Regions from separate parts of the Homo sapiens genome. Here regions 1, 3, 4, 5 and 6 are each linked to region 2. The links are chromatin contacts, found by Hi-C or POLR2A ChIA-PET in ENCODE. All regions are on one chromosome and are shown on one strand. The core of a region is the stretch at or near the end of the contact, and the rest is flanking DNA. Distances in the headings are between cores, read along the strand shown.

Region 1 (2,798 bases), core at 132-2,631, 950 kb after region 2:
TTAACTGAGCAGTCCCAAAGCAGACCTTTCCATTTGTATCCTCCACAGGGCCTAGAGTGCCTTTTATACCTGAATTAATGCACAAGTTTCCACATTGTGCATTAAAAAACACCATCTACACTATTCCTTATTTCTAAAAGCATTCGTTACCCTTGGTGGACTTTTATAGCTTTACAACACAGCAGTTTATCAAAGGTCATCACAGTGCCATAAACTACTCTCTAGGGTTATGTTCCATCATTCACTCTGGGGCTCTGACCCTACAATTGGCTGAAAATCTCTCATGACTCTTTTTGCCCACTAAACATAATAGGCCGACAATACCAAACTTTGCCAGTATTCAAATATCTCTCTCTGCTGTCAGTCAAATATGTCATAATAGAGTGGTTTCCTTATGATTAAGCCTCATCTCCTTAGTGAAGATCTGAGAGAAAAATGTCAACAAAAACATACACTACAAAAGAATGCCTGTGAAAGATTGTATAAAGGAACAAACAGGCCCAGAAGATAAGTATAGTGTTTACATACAGACCCAGACTGGCAGCTGAGCTGTCCTGTAAGAGGGAAGCCTTCTCATAGCCCAGTTCCCTGCGCTGCTATAACCTCAAGCCTTCCACACGTCCCTCTGCTGACAACCTGATTCTAGGGTGCACTAGTTCATCATTATTAATGAAGCAGTTCCTTTGTATTAGTGAGGCAATCACAAAGAAGTAGACGCTGTACAGAATCTAGAGAGACTTTCACATCTAAAGTCTGAAAACCCATAAAAGTAGACACAATGCTCCTTAGGTTTGCTTTCAGCTTTTGAGTACTGGGCTCTTCAGGATGCAGAAAGCGCTGGAAAGGAGAAGCTAAATACTAGGTCAAGCCTGGGAAAACAGAAGATTTGGGCACCTGCAAAGGATCAGTAATGAGAGCAGAAATCGCCCCTCCTGCGGCAGAGGCATGACCTTTGCCCCTGCATACCTCCCTGTTCCCTCCCACAACAACCCTTCCCTCGTCTTATTCCTGTCCGCTGCGTCCTTAGCCCACCTTGGCTCGCCCAATTTAAGGGCCCTTCCCACTAATTCCCTATTGCGATGTCAGGGCGGCCTTCACGACACCGGAACTCTAGGAAGAGACTTCGCTGACCTGTCAGCGGATCCAAAATGGCGGGGCCTAGTCCCAGGACCGGCAGCCGCTGCTCATGTCCAGCCCGCACCCCGGAGGCGTCTCCGAGCAGCTCTCCCGGCTCTGGTAGCAGATGGGAGAAGAGAAGGAGCCTGTTTCCTGGAAATTGAGGCCGAAGTCAGGGTGGGACTGCACAGTCCGCCAGGATGAGTCGTCCGGGACGGGCAGTAGAGCCGGGTACCTTCCCTGTCAGCTCACTGACGTGGTAACTAGCCTCAGTCTAGCCCGCTGCCTGGTAACTGCGCGAGCCCTGCCGCGCGCAGCCAATCATAGCTTTGCACCGTGAAAAGTAGCATTCCGACTATCCAATCGAATAAAGGAAATTGGCTTCAGGAGGCGGGTAGTGCCTAAAGAAGCGCGATTACAAGGGAAAGAAAGGGTATGTTAGGGGACAACCAACGGATACGAGTACTCTCTGAGTGACAGTTTAAAAAACCAATAAAAAATGAGGAACTGGGCTGGGCGGCTAGAGAGGTGGAGTTAGGTAGAGTTCGGTTGCAGTGCGCGGTTTGGCAGTGGCTGCTGGGCATTATGGGGAAAAAGGCTACAATTGGCTGGAAAGGGGCGGGGTCCGCTTTGAGAACTTGAGCGGGCATCCCTACTCCCCTGTCCACGTATTATCAAAGTTACCTGGGCCAAGACCATGCCCCTTGAGGAATCACTCCTTTTCGAGGCAGCTCTGGGCTCCCTTCATTCTAAAAACAAGTCCAGCGATCTATTCCACACCCTGCTCTCCTCGCCCTCTTGTCCACCTTCCCTGTCGTGGCTTCTCACAGTTATGTCTGTCACGTCCCAACTCTGTTTCAGCGTCCTCTGCCCCACTCCCATCATCCAGAAATAGAGAAAATGGGACGTAGCAGAAGCCCTGGATATCTAATTTAAGTCTCTTCATTTTACATTATAGGAAACAGCCCCAGGGTGGAAGGCTGGGCCCATGTTCACATAATTAGTAAATAGCAGAGCAGAGAGACGAACCCCTGGGTCTCCTCACCCCCAGGCCAACTCTTTTCATCGCCTTTTGTCACCTCTTATGCCTTAGTATATCGGGCTTTGACTCCCGGTCTGCCTTTCATACCAAGCCTTTGACGGGCCTTATCCACCAGGCTAAATACGCAGCTTAGCCCACCTCATCAGTGATAGGAAACAGAAGTCTTTCTTGTTTGCCTTAGAAACGCTAAGGGGCCTGAGGGTTGGATGCCCACCTGTTTTCACTGTCTTGCCCCCAGCTGCCTCCTCCCCTTGCAAGAGATGATAGAGGTTACTAAGCTATTTAGAATTACCTGTATTACCTGGAAGTGAGAATGCGTGAGAAGAGGACAAGAGGATGGGTTTTCTCCTAGGAGACTGAATCATGAAATTCCCAGCCTATTTGGGACACTAGAGCCCCAGTGTCCCTGCAGACCTGGAGAAGCTGCTGGGAGGCAGTGAAAAAAAAATACCTAATTCTTTCCATACATCCTCCCAATTATGGACGACCCAAGTCCAGGGAAGCTCTATAACTAACCACATAGGAAAGTAGTCTCAAAACCAGACATCCAAAGACCATCCGTGTGCTACGATGCGCTATTTTTTTGTTTTGTTTTGTTTTTTTGTCTTTTGTTTGTTTGTTTGTTTTGAGAGAGTCTTGC
Region 2 (2,717 bases), core at 209-2,708:
TCGCCATGTTGGTCAGGCTGGTCTTGAACTCCTGACCTCAAATGATCCACCTGCCTTGGCTTCCCAAAGTGATGGGATTACAGGTGTGAGCTACCACGCCCCGCCACCCTGGCCTTTTTTCAAATGCACTTGGTTTAAAGATTGTGTTATGCCAGCTTCCAACCCCTATTCCTCTTTTCCATATATCCTGAGAAATTTAGAAGGTGAGGGGCCCAAGGTCTATCCTTAGCTGACCTGAAGCGAAGTTGGCTGAGAAGCACAAGAAGGGGTAGAAGTGCTCTGGCGGAGCACTTATTAAAAAGACGCGGAGGTTTTGGTTGACTGCAAGCCCAATATGAGTCAACAGTATGGGTGCCAAGAACTTTATCGCAGGAGTGCAAAGCGATAGGTCCCAAAAGGAGGAAGCTATAGTCCTGCTTTGCTCTGATGATACCACAAACATTTGGTTCAGTCTTGGGTGATGTATTCTAAAGAAATCACAGTCAAATCTACCATTTGCGTGAGAGGGATAAAGACCCTCAAAACCAGGGCAGAGGAGGAACAATGGAAGGAACGGGAGACACTGATGTGGAATGAGAAGACCTTGGGCAGAGGTGATAGAAGTAAAGTATCTGAAAAGTCAAAGGTCCAGGAGAGATTAGACGTTTGTTCTCTGTGGCTCCAAGGCATCGAATTTCGGCCCTGAGAGTGGAAGTTTAGACACATTTTCTCACTGGTGAGAGCTGCTCGGACCAAGGAATTCAGTCCTCTGGAAATAGCTAGCTGCTTTTGCGGAGTCTTCCTGCTGAGTTGCTGGTGGTGGGGTGAACATTTATTGAGTGCTTACTGTGTGCCAGGATCCTGCTGAGGGCCTCACCTATATTGTGTGATTTCATCCCGTCAACACCCTTTGATGTGGGGACTGTTGTTCCCTATCCTGGTGCTACAAATGTGGGCACCAGGTATAGGAGGTCAGGTACCTCGCCCGAGGTTACAGTTTGTAAGTGGTGGTACTGGGACTGGAACTCGTTCTGACAAACTTCAAAGCTGGTGTTTTTAGCCATCAAGGGGATTCGAGGGTGCCATGGGGGTGTGGACGCATGAGGGGCCTTGAGGTCCATTAGACCAAAACATTCTGTGACTGGGAAAAAGGATGCCCTCTCCTCCCAAGGAAAAGCTTCTTCTGAATGAGACACAGTGGAGAGGTTAGCCCAGGGCCAGGCTGAGGGGCGCAGGCAGAATGCCAAGGGATGGAGACCCTCAGAAGGGCAAAGCCGGTGTTCCATCGTTTGAAGATCTCCAGACCCGCGGGACAGACAGACGCAGCGCGGTCAGGGAGCGTCGGCTTCGCCGAACTCTGCGGCGGAGCTGGGGGACGGAACAGCGCGCCGGTCCCTGGCCGGGCGCGAGCAGAGGGGCGGCGCGGGGCGGTGCCGGGCGGCGGGGGCGGGGAGGGCGCGCGTTGAGGCGGCTGCGGCAGTTGCGCGCTGGGATTGTTGCGGTGCGCTGGAGCCGGTGAGTGCGGCGGGCCCCGTGGGCGGGCGGGGAAGGAGCGGGCGAACGGGGAGCTAGGTGGGGAGGTGCGCGGCCGAACACGCGACCCCAGGGTAGCGGCCGCCGCCTGCCCCCGCCCCCGGCCCCCAGGGACCATGGCCCCAAGGCCCCTCTCCTTAGGCCGAGTCCCCGCCAGCGCGCTCGCGGACGCCGCACGCCTCCCAACTCCCTCGGTGCGGCCCCCGCCCCACGGCAGCCCCTTCCTCCGCGCCGCCGCGACGCCTCCGGCCCACGTCACGCTCGCGCCATTGTTTCCCAGCCGCCGGCTCGCTGGGACCCCGCCTCAGCCTCCCAGCGCGGCCGTTCGCCGCGTTCCGCCCTCTTCCCCCCTTTCCTCACGCTGGTGGTAGCCCTTTCCTCAGTCCTGCTGACGTCCTCCAGCTGATTCCAGGCTGTTCCCGGCCACCCCTGAGGCCGTCTTTTCGCTTCTTGTAAAAGCCTCCCCGCCCCCAGAGCTCCTCGGTCGCCTCCCGAGAAGCCAAGGGGCCTCTGGTGGAGCGCCAGGTTGACAGCGTTTTAGCAGGACCGCGAGAAACGGCCAGCTCGTTTGCCACACGCCCGTGTGCAACACTTCCTGGAAAGGTCACAGCGAATTGCAAGCCGCCACAAAAAACATCCGGACAGCTCCTGGTCAGGGGGCTGAGCCGTTCAGTGGCGGCCTATTCTTCTCCTTTTTTCGGGGCTCCTGAAATCGGAGAGGGCGAGATGCCGATCTGAGGCCTGAACCCTTAGTTTAAGAAAAACGTTTTGGGGGTTTGACTCCGGCAGGCCACAGCTTCTAAAAGCAGCAGGTAGAGGCTGCTGTCCGAATCGACGTTTTCCTGGGCTTTCACCTTTAGGGCCTTGATGTTTGAGGGGGGTCGTGCTCTGAAGTACAGCGCCCCGAAATGACTAGTCACCATTACAGGGGGGTGTGTGCGCGCCCGTCCAGGGGCCGATGAGTTCTTCAGGATTGAGCTGTACTTGGTTCCCAGTGTCTGTAGACTATTCATTTCGCCTCTTCAAGCAACGAATGCAAACTACTGACCATAATGTGAAAGGGAGAATATTGAAACTGTGTCATTTACCATGAAAACTTAGTGTTATTGCGTAGAGAAGGCTTTAGGTTTCAAAAATATTTACCACATGGCTTTTCAACAACGGTTAGAATTTATCCAGATGAAGACATCCAGGCCTGAAAGGGT
Region 3 (2,700 bases), core at 126-2,625, 720 kb before region 2:
CCACCACATTTGGCTATTTTTGTATTTTTAGTAGAGAGGGGGTTGGTTTCCGTATATTGGCCTGCCTGGTCTTGAACTCCTGACCTCGTGATCTGCCCGCCTCGGCCTCACAAAATGTTGGGATTACAGGTGTGAGCCACCGCGCCCAGCCAGTGTCTTCTCTTAATTAAATCTTAAACCCTACATTTCCTAGTGTTCATTGCAGTAGAATCTGGGCAATGTATTTTACCAAGGACTCTTGTTTTTGAGCTTCTTAAATGGCCGGGGAGGTAATTAAATGCCATGGGTCTAATGACACACACACTTTCCATTCCAGCGGCTCCAAGTTCCTTCTCTGATAAATAGTTTAGCAATTATCTCTTTGGCCACCACCTGCCTCCCCCGGGAATGGTCTGCCAGGGTGATCTGTACTCCCCTGCCATTTTCCAGAGTCTCTGTAAATTAGGAAGAATTCCTGACGTCTCGGGTAACGTAGCTCTTTATGGGAGTGGAACGTGGCTATCTTTCCTCACTTTAAAATAGAAATTCTGGAGACTAAGCACCATCAAGGTGGCCATGATTTACCAAAATGCCAGCTTTTCAAAGTTCTTAAGTGTACAACCTTCCAGACTGTAGACCGAACAAGGGTAAAGGAGACAAAATGTATTGTCATGATTTTGCACGGCTAGTCTCTGGCAGAGTCAAGACCTCACATTCACTCGAGGGCTCAAATTTAGATATTGACATCTCCAAGTGAAACTAGAGTCCTAAGTGTGTGAGTCAGGTCACTTACCAACTGTAAATGAACATTTAAAATATGCCACAATGCACTCGTGGCACTGCTTACTTTTTATCTGTTTTACATATCAGGAATCAAAAAGAAAAATAGTCTGATCCTGACCCAACCTCTAGGAGGCCCAGGTTCAGGGTCCCGCCACCAGCAGGAGGAGGGGTGAAAGGTGACTAGAAGAGCGGCGTTAGAACTGCAGGAATTTCAAGGTCGCCTCCTAGGCCTCAGCGGTGGAGGCTAGCACGAAGGCGGGGCTGCAGCGCTGCCTGAACCAAAAGTACGCTGCGCTGAGGCGGGGCACGGAACGGGCTGGACTTCGGCTGGATGGGGCCTAGCGGATGGTTGGGCCGCGGCGGGATGGGGCGGGGCTTCGGGCGGGATGGGGCGGGGCTTCGGGCAGGATGGGGCGTGGCCGCGGCGGGATGGGTGGGGTCTGGGTGGGATGAGGCGGGACTTCGGGAGAGATGGGGCGGAGCCGTGGCGAGGCGCTGCAGCAGAAAGGAAATGCGCTGGCGGGGAGACCGGGGTTGGTCCCTGGCGGGGCAGGGGGCGGGCTCAGGCCGGAACTCCAGAGACGACCTCAGCCAACTGCTCCTGCGCCGGGCGGGGTCGTCGCCGCCAGCGGCTCCGAGCGCCGGAAGGGCCAGGTCTCAGGGCTCCTGGAGCTGCAGGCGGCGGGAGGGGCTACAAGTGGGTCCATTTTTTAGTATCTTTTTTCCTCCTTTTCTTGGCTCATCCCCAAAAGCGGAAAGTTTAGGGCAGAGCGACAGTCAGACCCATCCACTATGCCCCAACACGTGCAGGGCTGCGAGGGCGCCCGTTCCTCCCGGGACCCCAAGCGGTTTCTGCTACGCCTGTACAGACGTATCTTCCCAGAGTGAAAGTTGATGTTTAGCCGTTCCGAAGTTGGTGCTTTGTGGGAAGGAGAACAGCGGGAGAGCCGTAAGGAACGCAGGCGTCCTGACGTGAGGAACGCCTCTTAACACGCCCCGTGGCATGGAGTTTGACAGGGCCCTGGATCCCTGCGTTCACCCCTCCTGGAGTCCTGGACGCCCACCTGGGAGCAGCGTCAGGGCCGTGCCACTTTGACCCACGTTAAACGCATTGCATCCTCATTTCTGTGTCCCATCTAGATGCTTGACTCAGTGATGCAGAACCTTTCAGAGTTAGCTGGAAGCCACAGCCCTGCCTCTTGATGCAGCCTGGATCCAGCCGGTGTGAAGAGGAGACCCCTTCCCTCTTGTGGGGTTTGGATCCTGTGTTTCTAGCCTTTGCAAAACTCTACATCAGGGATATCCTGGACATGAAGGAGTCCCGCCAGGTGCCAGGTATGTGGCTAGCCACCCTGGGATGCCCTGGGCTGCATCTGCCACCCTTTCCCAAAGTCTCAGAAAGCTGGGATTAGAGGCTTTTAGGAGAGCCTTCCCTGCTGCAGGCTTTGAAAGGGACCTAGCCTGGACCTTCGCATGAGTTCATTTATTTGCAAGGTAAAAAAAACAGTCTAAATCTTTTTTTTTTTTTTTTTTTTTTTAGTAGGTGTTTGGGGGAGTAACTTTTGTACTGGGGTTTTTACCTCCATTTAGGGTCTTTCATGCTTAAAAATGCTCATTTGTTTTTCTTTGGCCCTGCTCCTGTTGGAGAGATCGCTGGGCCAGATATTCCTAGGCCTGGCTCCTTTCCTAAATGTGCCACTTACCTGGTCCGGGCATGTGACTCACCTTCTGCAAAGTCTGGGTTTCTTTGTAAAAATGGAGCTTAACCCTGTGTAATGGAATCTTTTGATTCCTGATATGTAAAGGGGGTTTGTTTTCTTTTGAATTAAGCAGAATCAAAATATTATAAACTCCCTGAGAGGAAGAACATCATCTGTCTTGTTCACCTTTGTAATCCCAGGGCTTAGAACAGTGCCTGGCATATAGTGGGCCCTCAAA
Region 4 (2,887 bases), core at 99-2,598, 530 kb after region 2:
TTTGAGAGGAAGTCTTGCTCTGTCCCGAGGCTGGAATGCAGTGGCACGATCTCTGCTCAGTGCAACCTCCGCCTCCCAGTTTCAAGCGATTCCCCTGCCTCAGCCTTCCAAGTAGCTGGAATTACAGGCATGTGCCTTCACGCCCAGCTAAGTTTTTGTATTTTAGTAGAGACAGGGTTTCACCATGTTGGCCAAGATGGTCTCCATCTCCTGACCTCGTAATCCGCCTGCCTCAGCCTCCCAAAGTGCTGGGATTACAGGTGTGAACAACCGTGCCCGGCCCAGATAATTTTTTTTATTTTTAGTAGAGTTGGGCTTTCACCATGTTGGCCAGGCTGGTCTCGAACTCCTGACCTCAAGTGATCTGCTTGCCTTGGCCTCCCAAAGTGTTGGGATTACAGGCATGAGCCACCGCGCCCAGCCTAATATTTTAATTTTTTATAGAGACAGGATCTCCTTATACTGCCCATGCTGGTCTCATCAAGGGATCCTCCTGCTTCAGCCTCCCAAAGTGCTGGGATCACCTTAGAAGAGGGGCTGTAGTGTGGTGATGTCTGTCTGGGGATACCCAGGAATCACGACTCCAGCTCCTTCACCTCCCACACTTTCATAGGGTCAGCCCTGCTCCCATTTCTTAGTAGGCCAGAGTGGGAGGTTGGGGAAGGACATGCCTCTGATCCTCCCTCCAGGGCCTCCTCCCCCAGAATTTACAGGCTGCAGAGGTGGGGTAGGGAATCCCCCAGGCGGCTAGATGGGTCCTGGGTCCTGAAGTTGCGAATCGAATTGGTTCTCCCCCACCCTCGGATGGGAGAAGATGAGGGTGTCTTAGGAAGGCCATGGTGACAATGACAGGATCTGAGTGGGAGAGTGTTAGCAAGGCCTGTTAAGAACCCTGAGGTGAGGTCACAGCTTGGAGAGAGGGGCCCTGGGGTGCGGACTCAGTGGGTCAGGGCATCCACCCTCGTCTCCTGCCTCCCACCCCAGGGTGCCCTTTGAAGCTGGAGGGGGCTTTGAGCTGGGGTCTCCTGGCCAGATGCGCTGGGAGAAGGGGTGGAGCCGATCATCCCCTAGGCCTCGCCCTCTCCACCCCCACCCTTCAGACTCCCTTCTTGGCCCAAAGACCGTTTCCGGCAGTTGCAGGGGGCACCCATCACCCCCCAGGCTCCTGCCTTGCAGCTGTTCCCCAGCTGCCCTGCCCCACCCCAAAGACAGCTGGGAGCGAGGCCGAGGGAGGGGGCAGGAGCGGCCCAGCTGCTTGGCTCCGGGCTGGGATGGGGAGGGCGGCAACATGAAAGAGCTGGGGCCGGCAGGCAGCAGAGGAAACCACCCCCACCCACTCCCTCGCGGTGGCCTCGCTGCGGGCTCAGCACATCTGGGCCACAGGAGCTGTCGGCCCCAGTCTGTGGGGTAGGGAGACGTGGTCAGATCCCCAACCCTTCCCGGAAAGGGGAGGCGTGATGGCCTTTGGGGGAAGGCAGGAGGGGAGGGCTGGGCACTGGGGCACCTGTGGCTGCAGCCAGCCCTCCAAGGGGCCACCAGTTCAGGGCAGAGAAGGCCCCTCCGATGACTTCTGAATAAGCCTGTTCCCTGGGGCAGCCCCAGCTCTTTCTGGGCCTCCTCTGCCCCGACCCTTTTGGGAGCTGGGTGACAGCTGCTCCTACAAAGCCAGGGACAGCTGGGTGGCTGGGGACAGCTGGGTGGGTTAGCGTCTCCCTGCTTCCCTGGCTGCCTAGGGAACCCCCCCCAAGCCAACTCTGGGCAGCTGCTGCTTCACCTATAGATGTGTGCCTGAGCGTGTCATTGTCTGGAGTGGGCTTCAAAGCTGGGACATGGAGGGGCTCAAGCCCATCCCATTCCCACCAGAATGTCCCCTCCACATCTCAGTGGATTGACGCACCTGGGGAAAGGGCCTCTCCCCTCAGCCAAAACAAAACTAGGCCAAGTGGGAAAGAAATTAGGCAGCTTTTTATCTTGGCTCCCAACTCTTGGCACGGGGGATGTCTCAGGGCTCCTGAGAACTGGAGAAAGGGACAGTGAGACAGAAGCAGATTTGAGTGGAGTGAAGTGACTGTCCACCGGCACCTGCCCCCAGGCATCCTGCACCCTGGGCTGGAGGGGCACTGTGCTCCAGTCATTTCCCCACTCCCTTTAGCCCCAAACAGGTGCACGGGGAGGGAAGGGGTAGGCCAGCTGTTGTCATACTGCTCCTGGCTCCCTGCCACACTGGGGAGGGGAACAATGAAGCAAGGGTCCACCACCCCACCCGAGTCATCCTCTACTCCCTCAGGGCAGGAAGGCGGAGGCAGTTAGCAAGACCAAGGCTATGGTTTGGTCTGGCCAGCCCCAAAGTCTTTATTTTTCTTTTTTTTCTTTGAGACAGGATCTTGCTCTGTTGCCCAGGTTGGAGTGCAGTGGCAAGATCTCAGCTCACTGCAACCTCCACCTCCCAGCCTCAATCAAGCAATCCTCCCACTTCAGCCTCCAGAGTAGCTAGGACCACAGGCCCGTGGCACCACGCCTGGCTAATTTTTCGTTTTAGTAGAGATGGGGTTTCACCATGTGGCCCAGGCTGGTTTTGAACTCCTGAACTCAAGTGATCCATCCACCTTCAAACTGCTGGGATTCCAGGCATGAGCCAACGTGCTCGGCAAGCCTTTATTTTTCTGAGGGGAGGGGTGGCTAGGGGTCAGTGAGGCTTGGACCACTGGCATGGGACTTTTTTTTTTTTTTTTTGAGATGGAGTCTGGCTCTGTCACCCAGGCTGCAGTGCAGTGGCACGATCTCGGCTCACTGCAACCTCTGCCTCCCAGGTTCAAGCGATTCTCCTGCCTCAGCCTCCTGAGTAGCTGGGACTACAGGCGCCCACCACCATGCCGGCTAATTTTTG
Region 5 (2,821 bases), core at 235-2,734, 770 kb after region 2:
TCCTCCCGCCCTATCAGGCCCAGGCACCTGACACCGTCGCTTCCGACGCGGAGGCAGCCGGTGAGGTCAAGGTGGTGGAGTTCTGGGCAGTTCCGAGCCAACTCTTGAACCGCGGCGTCCCCCACGTTGGCGTTGACGGCCAGAGAGAGGCTGCGGAGACCAGCGCCGCGCCTCTGCGCCAGGTACACGATGGCCTCGTCCTTGAGCTGGCGGCAGGCGGTGAGATCCAGCTCCTCCAGGGCCGGGCAGCGATCAGCGAGGCCGCGCAGCGCCAGCCCGTCCACCCAGTCACAGTGCGCGAGCGACAGGCGCTGCAGGCGTGGGCAGCCCTCGGCCAAAGCCCCAAGCGCCCGGCGACTCAGTTGCCCGCAGCCGCCCAACGCCACACTCCGCAGCTGCGGATTCCGCGCCAGCACCGGCACCAGGTCCTCGTCTGACAGCCATTCGTGACACGGCGCCAGTGCCAGCTCCTGCAGCCCCTCGGCATCCCGCAGCAGCCGGGCCAATGCGGCCCGCGGGATCTGCGGACCCACCTGCGGGCGGGGAGGCACCCCAACTCTCAGCCCGTCCCGCACTCCTCAGCCGCCTATGCACCCCTGACCTGAGTTCTTTTCTGGCAGCCTCCTGCTCTCCCAGGAGAGACCCCACTTTCCCTCTGAGTCGCTACCGAGTATTTGCCCTTTGGTGCGTGGATCCCTTCCGGGCAGCCCCGGCGGCCCAAGGGGGTCCAGAAGGGCATACTGCGGGGCTGGGGGCTGGGCTAGAGGCGGGGCGGTACCCAGGCAGGGGCGGGGCTTCAGCCCCCGGCTCACCTGCGCGGCATCGAAGCGACGCAGCCCGGCCAGGTGAAGCTGCACCAGCGACCGGAAGGCCCGGCTAACGCGCTGCAGCCGGAGCAGCTGGCGCAGCGGGACCCGGTTCAGGACGTGTGGGAGCAGCACGTCTTCCCAGGGCAGGTCCAGGAACCTGCGAGTAAAGGGGCGTTGGCACTGGCGTCCCGGGGCCACTATTACCTGCGAGTCCGCCTCCGTTATGTTCCTGCGCCCCAGCTCCCAAGAGCGGCCCCCAGACCCAGCCCCGGCTCGGCTCCCCTCCCTCAGGTTCCTCTTCCCTCTCGGCCCCTCCGGTGCTCGGTACCTGACGGCTCCGGGCTCTTGCTCCCCTCCGGACGGCTCCATCGGTGGCTCCATCGGCTGTCTATTGCGCGTGCGCAGTAAGATTTTCTCGCTTTGGCCTTGGAGTGGCCGCACCAAACCCGCCTCCTTGGCCTGTAGAGACAGACCTATTTAATCGAGTGCCGTCTCACCGAGGATCCGATCTGAAAGCTTTTCGGGTGGACCCCGAAACGGAGGCGGAACAGACCGGTGGTGTAACATTAGGCCTCGCCTTCTCGGCTACAGGGCTTGAGGCCTGAAGCTGGAGAATGCGGTGGGCATCAGAGACTGGCTTCTGTCGTCCTCTTGAGCCAGTAGCCGCCTCTGAGCGAAGTGGTGGTGGGAGGAGCAGGCAAGGCCAAACGCGGAGGGGGCGGAGCCAGGACTCTTAGGTTACCGGCCTCTCCTCTGCCCTCTGGTCGCGTTTAGCGACTTTGAAAAACGGGGAGAAACTATCCAGGCTCTTACTGTCTGCCACGTAGCAGGTGTTCAATAAGTAATTGTTGAAATAATGAATGAATTGGCGAGGCTATAATGTTTCCCTCATCAAGTAAACCTGCTCAAACCTCCCATTCCTGATTAATTATGAAGAGCTATCCAGCCTCTTCCACTTCGTAACAGTTTGGGCCGCGTTTCCGCCGGGGGAGAGAGATGTAGGGGGCGCGAAGAAAGACTATATTTCCAACTGGGTCCCTTTCATTTCCTCCAAAGGTCCAGAGTCCTAAGAAGAATGAGAGCTCAGCTCAGCCCGCCAGTGGTAGTGCTTCTCGGCTGGCCTTGGGTTTAGTTGTAGGGTCTGGGGCTGGGTCCGCCCTGGGACAATGACGCCCCAGACCTCTGGACTCAGCTTCAGGGCTGCCTCTCACCGCGTCCCCAGGTCCCAGTCCCAGGATCCGCTTCGGGGAACCCCAGGAGTAGTGCCTTCCCCCATCATCCACGGGATGGGTGTGGGGGGATGTGAAGGACGCGAGAGCCACTGCACCGCTGACGGTCTGGCGCTCCGGTGCAACCGCTTCAGCTGGCTCATCACAACGAAAACCACTTCTCATCTGTTATCTCGTCAAGGCTTCGGGCACCTCTGAAAGGTGGGCAGGTCTATGCTATCAGTCCATTTTAAAGATGGGGAAACCGAGGCCCTGGAGAGGAAGCCCCTTGTCCAGAATCAAGCCAGACGGGAATAGAGAACCCAGACATCTGGTTTTCCCAGAATTCCTTCCACGTTTCCCCACCCCGCAAGGCAGCGAGAAGGGAGAAGCTAGCAGCGGGGAGAGACAAGAAAGGGGTCAAGTTAGGTGAGGGCTTGCTATCTCTTCTTCCTCAGCCTGCTTAGGGAGGGGGTAGCTGGGAGGACAGACCCCTGCAAAGATAGAGCCACGTGAGCGCGCACCACCTCCGGCCGCGCGCCTCGTCCCCCTCCCCTCTTTGTTCGCGCCTCTGCGCCTGCGCAGTGCGACAAATCTGGCGCTGTCCCCTTCAGCACCACGCGGAGTCCGCGCCGCCCCTCCCCGCGGTGAGCCCCGCGCGCCCCCGCCTCGCACGTCCTCGCGCCCCCTGACTGCCCGAACAGACCCCTTCTTCCTTCCGAGGTCACCATCTGCCCGCCCTGGCCCTCCCAAAGAGAGTAGTTGCCATAGTAACTCCAGCGGCTCTTTCTTAAAATAGCAGGG
Region 6 (2,961 bases), core at 366-2,865, 930 kb before region 2:
CACCACATTGTAAGAGGAATTAAATGAAAATCTTGTTTTCCTTAATCTTTCTCTAAGTGTTGCACTCATAGGCTATAAAGAGCACAAAACATTAAAAATGTGAATCAAGAAAAACATTCTTAATGTCAATAAATCACCAGAAATAAAGTCCTTCCATTTCTATGCTAGACACCACTAGATGGCTTTCTGTCTCCACATCTAAAGAAGGCATCACAAAATGACTTTAATTTCTGGAAGCTCCATTTGTTTTATTTCCTTTTTACTTCAGCAAGATCAACACCTTTCCAAAAGTGTTGAGAAGTTTATCCCAGTAATCAAGGAACATTTGTTCAGTAACAAGCACATGCCTGATAGTACTCCAGGTGCTTCAGAATTACAGAGTAAGGAAAAGACCTAGACTCTGCCACTAAAGACCTTCATAATAATATTGCACAGATGCAAACTTTCTCCATCTGGAGTATTGTAATAACCTAATCTGAAACTAACTGAAATGAATTCATTCAAGAGGAAAATATGGAAGGGGGCTGGTGGGTGTCATATATGTCACCTTAGAAGAAAAACAAAATTATTTAATAAAATGTCTACTTATTTATGCTACACATTATGTTAATTAACAACCTTCCGTAGAATTTAAACCACCACTGCCACAATACTTAGAAACACATAATGGATCCACTGGAAGAACAAAGATTTTCATACTTGTTTTCGGGAACTATTTGTATAGGGAGATGATGGATTCGCAGAGGCCTGAGGAGTGCTAGGTAAAACCACAGCTGAGTCTGACGGACTTTCCATCTTGAAAGTGAAATCTTGGTTTTTCTCTAAAAAAGAAAAATTATAAAATAATCGAATTAACCACACCTCTCTATAGTCGACTTTTATCAAATAATATATTGTATTGGTGTACAAAGCATCCACAAGTAAGCCAGATATTTCTTCTAATTTCACTTTGTAATTCATTCTTGCTCTTTTTGCAGTTTTCCATTTACCTTCCCACATAGGGACCACTAAGTTTTTCATGATACATCAACCAGCTAGTATCTCATAGTCACAAGACTCTCCTTGTTTTCGTTTCATCCACCAAAATATATTCAAATTCTGCCTTGGAAGTAGGGAAGAATAACAGCTTTAGATAATCAGGAATTCTTTATTATGACAGCTTCATAATTCAAGAAGCTATAGCCGAAACCTTGACTCAAAAACAATAGGACCTGAATGTCACCCATCCTGAACTCTACAAGCTGTGACTAGAACCCGTTACCCTGCCGGCCCGAGGCATAAGAAACACAGCGGAGACGCATTTAAGCCCGTCTGTAGCCTTTTAGTTTAAGCGGCCAACAGGGACTGAAAAGGAGAGTGGACTGAAATTGCTTCCTCCGACAAAGGCATTAACTTTTGAGGGGTAAACTAGGGGCGGGAGTCGTCCCCTCCTTCCCCCCGTTGCAGAAAGCCCACTAGTTCCCCGGAGACCCCAGGCATAAGGTGAGGTTGAGTTCCCCAGACCCGGAAAGGGAGCTCAACTCGACTCCACAGCCGACTCCCGGGGAAGCCCAGGTGTCAGGGATCCCCCCTTCCCCTCAGCAGGGTACCTCCCTCCGCCATTCCCAGCGAGAGCAAAAAAGCGCGCGCACCTGCGGCCGTAAATCGATCCTGTGGCAGGGGCGGGGCCGTGCGGTAGGCGGAAAAGATGCGCAATTGGCCAGATTGCCTGACGCGCGAGGCGCCGCTTCACTCAGCGACTCAGAGCGGTGGGACTGCGCGCGCGCCTCCGCCAGCGGGTGGTTGGGGCGGGGCTTGGCCCACACGATGGGAGGCCCAGACGCATGATTGGCAGAATTAACCGGTGCGCGCGGCTCTCCCCGCCCAGCGCCCGAGAGCAGCGTGAGTGCGCGCGCGCGCGGCCGCGATCCGCAGCAGGTCTTCGGGGCGGGCGAGGCTGAGCTTCGGAATGTTAAACCAATCCTGAGGGGGGCGCGCTTCCGTTCGCGGCTTCTGTTGCCTTATTTTCAACCGCCTTCCCTTCAGGCTTCCTTGTTTTTGTGCGTCTGTGAAGTGCGCCTGAAAGTGCCTCTCCCCACCCCCGCCAGCCCGCCGCCTCCATTCTCTGGCTCCAGTCAGTCTCCTCTCCCTGCTAGTCACAGTGAAGGCTTTACTCAGACGTGGGGCGGCCAGAAGCCGCACGGCTGGCTGCATGTTAGATTTACAGCTTGTGGACTCCCCAGAGGCAGAGACCACAAAAGAACAGCGTTGGTTGGGTTCCAGCCTATTCCAGCGTGGTGGTTCCAGAGACCACAAAAGAACAGCGTTGGGTTCCAGCGTTGGGGTCCACATTTCAAACATGTTAGAAATCTATCCGAGAGTCCCGGCACTTTAGCTGAGCTCATCGCTAGCTTTTTTGGCTGCCGCAAACTCGGCGGTCCCGTCGCGAGGTTTTTTGTTGTTGTTGTAAACAAAAAACCGTTTCTGTACCTCAGTATGCAGGCTCCTTAGCGTGACCTCAAATCTTTTACTCAAATCTGAGGGAAAATGTAGCCCAAGGAAATTTGTTGTGGCGCAACACAGGAAGCAGAACAATCACTACATGAGATTGTGTCGGTCCAAAATTCACGTTTGAGACCGACAGGGCCCTTGCTGGCTACCGGGCAGCAGCATCCTCAGTCGAGAAAATCCCCCCCCCGCGCCCCGCTTCCAGTATGGCGAGGTTCTGTTGCTACGCGACGACAAAGTTAGCTACATTGGGTGGAGCACTGGGTTTAGTGAAAGAGTTGAGTAACTTCTGAGTCACGTGGAAGTTGGGAATTTCCAGGGGCCAGTGTTTTCAGTCCTCTTATTGAATGGCCATTTTAAACATTGATATCGTCTCTTTACTATTAATAACATCTGACAGTAGTGGCTTAGAAGTGGCCAAAAGGGAGTTACCTGAGTCTTAAGCAGTCAGGTATAATAATTACAGAACCTGAG

The links. A loop is a pair of places that touch in the nucleus more often than their neighbours do. ChIA-PET counts read pairs that join two places held with the same protein, here RNA polymerase II (POLR2A). Pooled maps may share reads with other maps.
Region 1: a loop to region 2 is called in a pooled map, with 11 times the contacts of the local background. The contact joins the promoter of GBF1 here to the promoter of NT5C2 in region 2. A Hi-C loop is called at or near these places in 6 of 50 pooled maps. POLR2A ChIA-PET finds 5 or more read pairs at or near these places in 4 of 52 experiments (BJ, GM12878, activated CD4-positive, alpha-beta T cell and 1 more).
Region 3: a loop to region 2 is called in a map with no recorded cell type, with 6 times the contacts of the local background. The contact joins the promoter of STN1 here to the promoter of NT5C2 in region 2. A Hi-C loop is called at or near these places in 2 of 37 single-sample maps with no recorded cell type and 6 of 50 pooled maps. POLR2A ChIA-PET finds 5 or more read pairs at or near these places in 1 of 52 experiments (H1).
Region 4: a loop to region 2 is called in a pooled map, with 3 times the contacts of the local background. The contact joins the enhancer-like site here to the promoter of NT5C2 in region 2. A Hi-C loop is called at or near these places in 1 of 37 single-sample maps with no recorded cell type and 2 of 50 pooled maps. POLR2A ChIA-PET finds 5 or more read pairs at or near these places in 4 of 52 experiments (Caco-2, GM12878, K562 and 1 more).
Region 5: a loop to region 2 is called in a pooled map, with 4 times the contacts of the local background. The contact joins the promoter of FBXL15 here to the promoter of NT5C2 in region 2. A Hi-C loop is called at or near these places in 5 of 50 pooled maps. POLR2A ChIA-PET finds 5 or more read pairs at or near these places in 2 of 52 experiments (CD4-positive, alpha-beta T cell and OCI-LY7).
Region 6: a map of CD4-positive, alpha-beta T cell shows a loop between it and region 2 (4-fold over the local background). The contact joins the promoter of SFR1 here to the promoter of NT5C2 in region 2. A Hi-C loop is called at or near these places in 1 of 168 maps with a recorded cell type or tissue (CD4-positive, alpha-beta T cell), 1 of 37 single-sample maps with no recorded cell type and 10 of 50 pooled maps. POLR2A ChIA-PET finds 5 or more read pairs at or near these places in 2 of 52 experiments (CD4-positive, alpha-beta T cell and activated naive CD4-positive, alpha-beta T cell).

The regions. Positions count from the first base shown.
Region 1 is chr10:102,244,115-102,246,912 of GRCh38, reverse strand. GBF1 (golgi brefeldin A resistant guanine nucleotide exchange factor 1) reads right to left here and starts at 1,381. Exons shown (of 40, transcript NM_001377137.1): 1 at 1,132-1,381. RefSeq lists enhancers at 924-1,373, 1,574-1,633.
Region 2 is chr10:103,192,013-103,194,729 of GRCh38, reverse strand. It overlaps NT5C2 (5'-nucleotidase, cytosolic II), which reads left to right and starts at 1,458. Exons shown (of 19, transcript NM_001351169.2): 1 at 1,458-1,494. RefSeq lists a silencer at 1,364-1,643 and enhancers at 1,342-2,028, 2,029-2,717.
Region 3 is chr10:103,916,859-103,919,558 of GRCh38, reverse strand. It overlaps STN1 (STN1 subunit of CST complex), which reads left to right and starts at 1,375. Exons shown (of 10, transcript NM_024928.5): 1 at 1,375-1,459; 2 at 1,903-2,097. The coding sequence starts at 1,965. RefSeq lists a silencer at 1,064-1,413 and enhancers at 1,154-1,448, 1,079-1,724, 1,584-1,913.
Region 4 is chr10:102,659,737-102,662,623 of GRCh38, reverse strand. No RefSeq gene overlaps it. Among named protein-coding and RNA genes, the nearest start is that of TRIM8, 17 kb to the right of the region's middle. RefSeq lists a silencer at 1,297-1,356. Within about 2 kb of position 1,348, at least 25 of the 41 ENCODE cell types and tissues checked have a DNase peak (open chromatin) inside an H3K27ac peak, as active enhancers do; they include GM12878, where a contact is called at or near this core.
Region 5 is chr10:102,419,499-102,422,319 of GRCh38, reverse strand. FBXL15 (F-box and leucine rich repeat protein 15) reads right to left here and starts at 1,484. Exons shown (of 4, transcript NM_024326.4): 1 at 1,138-1,484; 2 at 813-966; 3 at 28-533. The coding sequence starts at 1,190. It also overlaps a transcript of PSD not described here. RefSeq lists enhancers at 1-186, 1,097-1,566 and a silencer at 687-856.
Region 6 is chr10:104,120,825-104,123,785 of GRCh38, reverse strand. It overlaps SFR1 (SWI5 dependent homologous recombination repair protein 1), which reads right to left and starts at 1,615. Exons shown (of 4, transcript NM_001002759.2): 1 at 1,590-1,615; 2 at 700-821; 3 at 1-72. The coding sequence starts at 1,602. RefSeq lists a silencer at 1,620-1,849 and enhancers at 2,090-2,139, 1,534-2,197, 2,770-2,869, 2,353-2,961.